Linked DNA regions of Homo sapiens: region 2 is linked to region 1. Evidence: read pairs that join two places in POLR2A ChIA-PET (ENCODE). Cell type or tissue: GM12878. All regions are shown on one strand. Links, peaks and the distances in the headings refer to the core of each region. The heading gives the core; the rest is flanking DNA. Region 1 overlaps DYM (dymeclin). Region 2 has its middle 32 kb from the start of SMAD7.

What was found. ChIA-PET counts read pairs that join two places held together with the same protein. Peaks named below come from ENCODE experiments on the same cell type or tissue, not always from the same donor. Only the 100,000 strongest peaks of a DNase experiment are listed, where the experiment ranks them.
Region 2: POLR2A ChIA-PET joins it to region 1 with 5 read pairs; 3 of 35 experiments call an interaction of 5 or more read pairs at or near these places.

What each region holds. Positions count from the first base shown.
Region 1 is chr18:49,167,039-49,172,417 of GRCh38, forward strand. All of the region lies in intron 14 of DYM (dymeclin), which reads right to left. Among named protein-coding and RNA genes, the nearest start is that of MIR4744, 120 kb to the left of the region's middle. RefSeq lists an enhancer at 2,146-2,205. In GM12878, for the core only: a CTCF peak has its summit at 2,139; a DNase peak (open chromatin) is centred at 2,063; H3K4me3 peaks cover 375 bases; H3K27ac peaks cover 2,000 bases.
Region 2 is chr18:48,979,965-48,985,343 of GRCh38, forward strand. No RefSeq gene overlaps it. Among named protein-coding and RNA genes, the nearest start is that of SMAD7, 32 kb to the left of the region's middle. RefSeq lists an enhancer at 3,884-4,385. In GM12878, for the core only: no CTCF peak of the experiment used is centred there; no DNase peak of the experiment used is centred there; H3K27me3 peaks cover 52 bases.

The DNA of each region.
Region 1 (5,379 bases), core at 131-5,130:
CCTGTGTCCCCTATTAGTGCACTATCAGAGAACAATAGAGGTGATCTATAGTAACTCTCATTATCAATTTAAGAAAATTATTAAACAGTCCTAGGGACCAGAGCAAAAAACACTTGAAACTGTTTCTTTTAGAGAAGAAAGGCTAGTTTGTTTGTTTACTGATTTTAAAAGAGAGTATGAACACTCTGTTTTGCTTGCTAGTAGGACACCAAACAAGGAAGTGAGCTTCAATTCAAACATGAGATATTTTGGTTGAGCATAATGGAAAATTTTACTACTAAGGACACAAATGTTGAAATGGTATACCCCAAGAAGCTGTGGATACTGCTTCTAGCTATCTTTAAGAAATTCTCTGTAAGAATAGATCATTTGAGGTCACATTCAGCTCTCCATCGAAGAGAAACAGAGAATTCACACTTCCTTTGTTACTATCATACAATTTAACAGGCATTTTACTAAAATCTTATAGCAAGTACTTTCAAAGTTTTATTTAAACATTATAATTTTGGCTTTTATTTAACATTTTTAAGGCAAAATGTATACGAGACATGACTTGCAAACTGCTTAGTGAAAAGAGTAACTTTTGCTTAAAGCTTTGCATTCAACGTACTTACCCCCAGCTTAATGCTAATCAGAATAAGGAATAAAGATATATGATGTTTGTATGTAAATGGATAAATTTGATTTTAAAAATCAGTCTTAAAAATAAAAATGATCTTTAAGTTAGCTTAATATTCACTTAGCTGGGATCTATTTGCTAGAATACTTTTTTAAAATTTGAAAAAGACTAGTTTTTCTTTTTGCATAAGAATGTTCATTACAAATTTAAAAAATGAAAACAGCCAAAACACTAATCAAGAACAGAATGGGTAAATAAACTGTGGGATAGTTATACAAGGAAATATTATACAGCAATTTAAAATTATCTAATGCTACATGTATGAATATGAATAAATCTCAAAAACAATGTTGAGTAAAAAAATAAGCAGGAATCCTTAGAAAATATGAACAAGCTGATTTTATGTTTTTAAAATGAAAAACAATATTACACATCATTTACAGATAAAATATATTAATAACATCAAATATATATGGAAATGATAAATCCTACACTTAGGATAGCCACTGTTCTCTGAGGAAGGAGGAAAAAGGGAGTCCAGCTCTCACATGAGTACTCCCTCTCTCTCTATATATATATATATGGACACATATACAGTATATATAAAATGTTCTTAGGTAACACTGGATACATACATGAGAGAGTGGTATATTGCTCTATTTTTTGTGTATGCAGGAAGTATTATATAACGTTTTAAAAATCTGATAAAAAGAACATGCTATCTTGAAGAAAACAGAGCCCCTGCCAATGACAGCATTTCACAAAAGAAAGCAGCATGTAAACAGAATAAGTGTGGTCAGTCCAAACGGGAACACGCTGAGAAAATCACAAGCTGGTGGAAATGGCTGTAGTGTAGGGTACACAGATGGTGGCAGGAGATGACACCAGAATGAAGACAGTTTGAAGCCAGACTGTGAAGGGCCGCTTTATGGCACATCAAAAGCCCTGGACTTTTATTCTATTCGGAGTGAGAAGCTAATTCTTACAAAATAATGAAAGAGACATGGCTCCCCGCCCCCAAGGAACTCAAGTCTACTGGGATGAGAAAAAAAAAATTTTTACAATACTGAAATCAGAGAATTCCATGGGTCTGAAGAGAGCACTGTGGGAGAACAGGGGGAAGATTAGGTGCATTCCACAGAGGAAATCTATCTTGACTGTGGCCTTGAAGGTTAGAGGACTTGCTATTTGGAAAAGCAAACGGGGAGGAAGAGTAATTCAGAAGGGGGAAAGTGTTTAGAAAGGCACTGGGAGATTTCAAGGAAATACCCATAACTTATAAGGCAAGAATAGAGAAAACTCACAGGGGTGAGAAGTGGCAAGAAATGAAGCCGGTAAGACAAGAGGGGCCAAATAAGAAGGCCACATGGACCATGCTAAGAGGTCTGCATTTCATCTTGCTCAGCCATTGAGACAGACAGTGAGTCAAATATTTACCCAGCGCCTAGTATGTGCCAGGCAATGTGAAAGCAAAAGCAACACAGTTTCTGTCCTGCCTCCCCAGAGGGCGCAGTCAGGTGAAAAAGGACGTGCCTAAATAGACTGGAGGTGAACATGGAATGTTAGGGGAACACAGGTGAGGACTGCTCAACTGCACCTGAAGGGAGAAAGAGGCAATCACTTTGGGAGATGATGCCTGCACTGCTTCTTAAGAAACAATTAGGAGTCAGCTGAGCAAATCAGGCAATCACAAAGGTGAGTTGGGCAGAGAAATACGAGTCCTGTGGGTGGGGGAAACAGCACTGCACGTGCATCAAGTGTTGAGTACACAGCAGAGCACAGCAATGAGGCTGGGTAGCAGTGAGGATGGCTTATCAACTGCCTCATGTCTCTCTCAGACCTTGGACTTCATCCTGAAAGCCAGACGTGTTCTATGAAAGCAGGACTACAATATGAGAAAGTGATCAACGCAAAACTGCTGTGTTTGGTATTGAGGTGTGAGGTGGGAGGCAGGGCTCAGCAGTAAGGATGGCAGATTACTCCTTGTGCCTCTATGTCCTAAGCCTCCTCCCTATGCCCTGCCATCTATGGTGGCCACAGAGTCTCTACCATGGAACTTCAGGGCTCCTAGAACCGAAGGTTGAAAACCACTGACCTGAGCAATGTGGGCCAAGTGTATAAAATTCTACTTGTTTTAGAAAGACTCCTCTGCTCCTGGAGAAAAGGATGGACAGGAGATGACAAGTGAACAAGACTAGAAACAGAACCTTTAGGAAACGTCCATATTATCCAAATAAAGAGATGAGGATGCCTTAAAGCAAATGGGAGCTATGTGGAAGGCAGAGACAGCATGGAGCGGGAAAGAAGGGAATCAGGGCTGACTGAGGTCTCTAACTTGGGAAACACAGTGGCTAGCTGATAAGGTGACTGACATGCTAGGAATACAACAAGTTGAAAGGGAGGGAGAGCGCTCAGGAAGAAAAAGAAATTAATAACAGTAGCAGCAGTTATGAGTTATATATCAGGTGCTGTCCATCTAACAACCATGTGAGGTAGGTCCTACCATTATCCATTCTCCCTCCCCCTTTTATAAATAGATGATGGAATTGAACCAGAGAGAGTAATTTGCCCAGGCACACAGCTAAGTGGTGGAGTCAGGAGTCAATGCTAGCATTGCTGGCTCTAGAATCTGTGCTCTTAACAAATCTTCTAGGAAACCTACAGGTGCTCAGGAACAACAGGTGGAGATGGTCAGAAAGAAGCAGATGGGCAGTTTAGAAATACTAATTTGGTGCTCAGAAGAGAGGGGAGGAGAAATTTTAGGCTATTTGCATCAGCTGCAATCACAAAAGTGGAGGTGATCACCCAAGGATATTGTGTAATGTAAGAAAGAACTGTATGAGGTCGGGTGTGCTGGCTCACACCTGTAATCCCAGCGCTTTGGGAGGCTGAGGCGGGTGGATCATGAGGTCAGGAATTTCAGACCAGCCTGACCAACATGGTGAAACCCCATCTCTAATAAAAATACAAAAACTAGCTGGGCGTGGTGGCACGTGCCTGTAATCCCAGCTACTCAGGAGGCTGAGGCAGGAGAATTCTTGAACCTGGGAGGCAGAGGTTGCAGTGAGCTGAGATTCTCAAGTGCTGCACTCCAGCCTGGGCAACAAAGTGAGACTCCGTCTCAAAAAAAAAAAAAAAAAAAAAAAAAAAAGCAACTGTGGGAAACACCAAGACCGAAAGGGTGAACAGAGGCCAGAAAGGGTCACTTAAATAAGAAGTAGGAGAAGAACTAGGAAAGAAAGACATTCTGGAAGCCAAGAGAACAATTTTAAGGAGGAAATAATCATCACTGTTAAAAGCTGTCAAATAGTAAAGTAGGATTTACCAAAAACAAACGTACAAACAAAAACAAAACCCAACAACAACAAAAAAACAAAAAACGAAGTCACTGGATTTGGCACAAGGAAACAAATCAGTGGTGACTTTATCCACTGTCAGAGGGGAGGAGGAGGCGGAAGCTGGACTGCAGCGCTTGAGAAATAAGCAGGATGTGAGGAAGTACAGAAAATAGGTGTAGATTTTTAAGAAGTTGAACATTGCTGGGGAGCAGAGTGCTAGAGTAATGCTCCGAAGGTAAAGGGAACGCATCACAGAAAGGTCACTTACTGGGAGGGGGTGTGGAGGTTCTGTCTTTGAAAGTTTCAGACATTTCCTATGAGAGCCCTGCCAATCCTCACAACTCTCAGCCAACTTCTCTCTCCATGCCTCAGTCCTTCCTCTAACACACTAGTAACAGCAGTCATAGGGGAAAAGAGAAGTAACTGAACTCCACAAAAGACCTGGGAGCAGATGATTTACAGATAAAGAAACCTAGGTGTAGAGAGTTAGGTGCTTGACCCGTGATCAAATTTACATTATGTAGTGAATACAAAAGTTCTTTATAAATCCTAAAGAGCTACTAAAATGTAAAACAATAAAAAATTAAAAAAACCAAAAAACTATTAAAATTATTAGAGGTGGAGTGGGAGCTACAAACCAAATCTCACACCAAGTGTCATGCTCTCATCTGTAGACACTGATTCCCTCTACGTGTAGACACCCCTCCTTCCTCCTCTCCTACAAGTCCTTACAGCCCCCATACCACCGATTCCACACCCTCTGGGAAAGATTTCTCAAACCTGTGCTCTCCCTGCTTCTGAACCACTGGTGGTCCTTAATGACAGCCCTATGCTACTGGTTACCTTAGTTTTAATCAGCTTTATTGAGAAATAATCTTTATATAATAAAACTCACAAATTTTAAGTAGACAGTGCAATGAAAAATGTTTTTGAAAAATGTAAACATTCATGTAATCCATCACTACAATAATGATACAGACCATTTCCATTACCCCAAAAAGTTTCCTTGGGCTCTTTTACACTCAATCTCCTGCTCCAATACCCTTCCCCTCACCCTTCCAGGCAACCACTGATCTGCTTCCTGTCACTGTAGTTGCCTTTTCTAAAATTTTCTGCAAATAGAATTATACCTTAGGTACTCTTTTGTGTCTGCCATCTATCACTCAGCATAATGCTTTTCAAATGCATCCATGCTGTTTTGTATATCAGTAATTCATTCCTTTTTATTGCTGAGTAGTTTTCCATTGCACAGACGTGCCTCGATTTCTTTATTTATCAGTGTTGGTCTATTAAGAAGGCTGCTGTAAACAGTTGTACAGGTTTTTGTGTGAACATATGTTTTCATTTCTCTTGAATACATACCTATGAGTAAGATTGCTGGATTGTATGTTATTTGTTTCACTCTATAAGAAACTGCTAAAC
Region 2 (5,379 bases), core at 157-5,156, 190 kb before region 1:
GGCAGCTGTGGGAGCCCCCTGACTAGGGAGCAGTCAGGGAGAGCTTCCTGAAACAGGTGGCAGTAGACAAAGGCACACGCCTTCTAACTGCTGTGACTCACTGCACGCTGATCTCTGCCCCCTCTCACCACAAAGGGAGGCCGTGGTGTGGAATAGAGACTGGGCTTTAGTCGCAACCTTGGGAAAGTGTATCAGCCTCGGCCTTAATGTCCTTGTCTGTGGGATGAGAATTTCAACACTGCCCTTGCAGGAGAATAGTTGAGGTGGCATAAGGTGGGTGCTGAAGCCAGACAGACTACCTTCAGTCTCAGCGTCGTCACTATGAGCCATGCAACCTTGGGGAAGCTAGCTTCCCTTTCTGGCGCAGTGTCTTGTCTGTAACATGGGAGTCCTAACAGGAAGTCTCTCATAGAGTTATTTTGAGTATTTAAAGCATTTTGATTTGGAAAGGGTTTAGAATAGTGTTTGGCCCACAGTGAGCACTATGTGTACAGAATATATGGACATGCTGAGCAGTCCTGTAGGTCATGGGGGCTCACCAGATACGCCATGATGAACATGACCTTGGATATGTTTCTTCCCTCTGGAATTTGAACTCTTTAACTGTCTCTGAAGGGAGAGATGGCAGGCTGGGGCAGAGACATGTTTGCTGTGCTCCATGGAGACTCACAGCCAGCCTGGGCCTTGGTTTGTGGAGGGGTGGGGCAGTGACAAGGAGGTGCCCTCGGTCCATAGGTGAGTGGCCAAGGGTGCTGACCTTGTGCCCATCTCCTCCCAGCTGGCACTGTCTCTGGGAAGATGTAATGCCACCCATGGTGATTTCATTGCGGCCCTAACCTCTCCTTTCCCTGAACATAGGCTGCCCCTTGGCTTCAAGCAGATTTCCATTATTACTCCTGTCTTCTCATTCATTTCCTTCTTTTCTTTTTTTTCTTTATTCTTTTTTTTTTTTTTTTTTTTTTTTTTGAGAGACGGTCTCCCTCTGTCGCCCAGGCTGGAGTGCAGTGGTGTGATCTCGGCTCACTGCAACCTCCTCCTCCTGGGTTCAAGCAATTCTCCTGCCTCAGCCTCCTGAGTAGCTGGAACTACAGGCACCCACCACCACACCCGGCTAATTTTTTGTATTTTTAGTAGAGACGGGGTTTCACCGTGTTAGCCAGGATGGTCTTGATCTCCTGACCTCGTGATCCACCTGCCTCGGCCTCCCAAAGTGCTGGGATTACAGATGTGAGCCACTGCACCCAGCATTTCCTTCTTTTCAAAGTAAATATGTAAATACAAAAGAGCCTGGCCGTTCCTTGCAGAGTTGAATATAGATTTCCTCTGTGACCCAACGGTTCCACTCCTCAGTGGAATGAAAACATGCACCCTCATCTGTGACATGGGAGTTATGACAGTAATGACTTACACAGGAACGCATCCGTGAATGTTCACACAGCATTGTTCATGATAGCCGAGAGGTGGAAACAACCCAAACGTCCGTCCACAGATGAGTGGATAAATAAAATGTGGTCTATCCATACCATAAAATATTATTTGGTCATAAAAAGGGGTGACAGACCGATACGTGTTCCCACATAGATGGGCCTTAACATGGATGAAGACTTCATGCTATGTGAAAGAAGCCAGATGTTGAAAGCAACATATTGTAAGACTCAATTCATTTGTTTTTGTTTTTGTTTGAGATGGAGTCTCACTCTGTTGTCCAAGCTGGAGTGCAGTGGTGCGATCTCGGCTCACTGCAATCTCCGCCACCCAGGTTCAAGCGATTCTCCTGCCTCAGCCTCCTGAGTAGCTGGGATTACAGGCACCTGCCGCTGTGCCTGGCTAATTTTTGTATTTTTAGTAGAGACAGGGTTTCACCATATTGGCCAGGCTGGTCTCAAACTCCTGACTTCAGGTGATCCGCCCTCCTCAGCCTCCCAAAGTGCTGGGATTACAGGCATGAGCACCATGCCCAGCCAACTCCGTTTATTTGTAATGTGCGGAATAGAAAAATCTATACAGACAGAAAGTAGATTCGTGGTTGCTTCAGGCTGGGGAGGAGGTGAGGGTGATGGGGGTTGGGTGGGAGGAAGATAGCTAGCAGATATGGGATTTCTTGCAGTGATGAAAATGTTCTAAAATTGACTGTGGTGATAGTGGCATGTATCTGACTGTCCTAAAAATCATTCAGTTATACACTTTGAATGAATGATTGTGTGATATATGAATTATATCTCAATAAAACTACTGAAACAAATAAATACACAAGGAAATACAAATATGGTTCTTTCCAGCCAGGAAAAGTGGTCCTCTTTTTGGGGTGGGGACAGAGTAGCAAGTCCGGGGCAGAGCTTGGTGTCTTCATGATCTCCCGCAAGCACCTCTCCAAGCCCATGGGCCACCCACAGTCTAGACTATCCTTCCCCTTCTTCTGTGACTGCGTGCACAGTACAGCTTATCTCACCTTCCTGCTTCCCTTCCTCCCCACCGCTAACTGCCCAGGAAATCCCTCTCACTCACTGTTCGGCACCCAGCTCACACATCACCCCTCCTCTGTGTGTCTGCTGGCCACCCTCCCCCAGAACCTTTTGCTCCCTAGTGGGCGTCCCTAGGATTTTGCTTGTTTGGTCGTTAAGGGGATTATGATTCTTTAGTTGTCTCTTTCCACAGGTGAGCAGAAATTCCTTGCAACTGTCTCATACCTGGTTTATTCTTGGAACAAAACTAGGTGCTAAATAAATGCTTGTACAGTTAATTTGTAAACAGGTACTTGAACTGAACCAAAGAATCACAACTTTCCAACTGAAAAGTTCAACCCTGAACTCAGATATGATGATGATGATTTTTTTTTTTACCGATTCCTTATTTGTCAATTTTCTTTAACCCAAGAAGTACCCAATGAACCAGTTTGAATTGGAACCAGATCTATGCATGTTCTAAATGTATTCCAGTTGGACTGGAATAAAATTAGAACAATATTTTCCAAGCTGAAAACATCCCAAACTAAAGCCTTAAGGGTCTAAGTGCCCTTTGTTCAAGGGACTCTTGAAGGGCTGGGTCCCTCCTGGCCTTGAGGTACCTGAGACCCTAAGGTTCTCAGCTTTCTGAAACTTGTCCTGATCTCCCCGTGATCCACTCTCATAATGAACTGTTGTGACATGGAAGCCAGAGACGATTATCTCTGTTTTACAGATAGGGATCAGCCCTGTCAAGGTCACACAGGCAGGACCTGAGGCCAGATCTGCCCCTGCAGGCCTGGTTCCTAACCACTCTGCTATTTGACTCCATGGCAGGAAAAACATCTGCCAAAGACATTCCCTTAAGATGTCACCATAAAAAGGCTTAAGGTATTAGTTCTCTCTAGGGCATTTTCAGACAGTTCTTGGGGAATAGCTGTTTGTAAAAAGAGCTCACCATTTACTGGCCTTTTTTTTTTTTTTTTTTGATCACACCTTCTAAAGTATAAGCTGTTGGTAGAAAAGCATCTGCCATTGGTTTAGTATTCCCTGTGGGAATAGATTCTCCTGTGGGAGGCTCTGATGCTGGGCCTGCCCTGGAGATTCTGGCTCAGTAGATCTAATGGGTGGGGGTGGGAAAGGGGGTTCTGCTTTTTTTTTTTTTTTTGAGACAGAGTCTCGCTCTGTCGCCAGGCTGGAGTACAGTGGCGCAATCTCGGCTCACTGCAACCTCCACTTCCCTGGTTCAAGCAATTCTCCTGCCTCAGCCTCCCGAGTAGCTGGGATTACAGGCGCATGCCATCATGCCCAGCTAGTTTTTGTGTTTTTAGTACAGCCAGGGTTTCACCATGTTGGCCAAGATGGTCTCGATCTCCTAACCTCATGATCTGCCCGCCTCAGCCTCCGAAAGTGCTAGGATTACAGGTGTGAGCCACCGCACACTGCCAGTTCTGCATTTTTTAAACAGGTCCCTGAAGTGATCCTGAGGCTCACTGCAGTTCATGCACCATTGTCATACAGCACTGAGCGCTTGGCAGGCAGCCAGGATTTGCTGATGAAAGGAAGGAAAAACAGAGAAGGAAGGGACTGAGAGCTCACTGAAGTATTTCACAAGATAATCTTTTTCTGCTTGGTACACAGTAGGTGCTTAATAACAGTTGCATGTACAATAAATGAATGCCTGTGGTCATCCAGACCAACAGGCCAGTGAGCAGCCTGGGGACCCATTGGAGCTCCTCCAGGGTCACTGTGCTCTCCAGAAGCGGTAACTGCTAGCCACATGTAGCTATTTAAATGAAAATGAAGCTGGTCACAGTGGCTCACGTCTACAATCCCAGCACTTTGTGAGGCAGAGGTGGGAGGATCACTTAAACCCAGGAGTTTGGAACCAGCCTGGGCAACACAGTGAGACCCCATCTCTACAAAAAATTTTCAAAAATTAGTTGGGTGGGTGGTGCATGCCTGTAGTCCCAGCTACTTGGAAGGCTGAGGCAGGAGGTTTGCTTGAGCCGAGAGAGGTCGAGGCTGTAGTGAGCTGTGATCATGCCACTTCACTCCAGCCTGGGCAACAGAGAAAAACCCTGTCTCAAAAAATAAATAGGCCAGGTGCAGTGGCTCACACCTGTTATCCCAGCATTCTGGGAGGCCAAGGCGGGCGAATCACCTGAGGTCAGAAGTTCAAGATCAGCCCAGCCATGGTGAAACCCCATTTCTACTAAAAATACAAAAAATCAGCCAGGTGTGGTGGTGCACACCTGTAATCCCAGCTACTTGGGAGGCTGAGGCAGGAGAATCGCTTGAACCTGAGAGGCGGAGGTTGCAGTGAGCCGAGACTGCGCCATTGCACTCCAGCCTCGGCAGCAAGAGCGAAACTCCATCTCAAAATAAATAAAATAAATAAAATAAAATAAAATAATTAAATAATTAAAACAAATGAAAGTCAAAGATGAAGTTCCTCGGTTGCCCTAGCTACATTTCAGGTGCTCCATAGCCACATGGCTCATTACTACTGTATTGGGCAGCATAAATGCAGAACATCTCCATCATTGCACAAAGTCCTACAGGATGGCAGTGGGTGGGTGGGGTGGCTGTGGGTAGAATGGAGAGGAGAAATAGGAGAGGTGGAGAGAGAATGAGAAGGCAGAATAAAGAGAAAAGAGAGAAGGGGCACAGGTGCTGAGGTTGAACAGTGAAGGTACAAGGGCTCCCGGGGCTTGATGGGTCACTAGCCTGGACTGGTCACTGATGCAGGCTTCAGGTCAGGGCCCAATTCTCTTCTCTCCTCTAACAGTGCTTCAGGAGAGCTGAGGAACTTGTTGGATATGGAGCTGGGCACAGCAAAATCTCCACCCCCAGCTCAGATGGAGGAGAAACCTGGTGCTCCAATAAAGGAGTGTTTATCCCTTTAAGAGTCACAGCCCTGTCCAATTTTGAATAT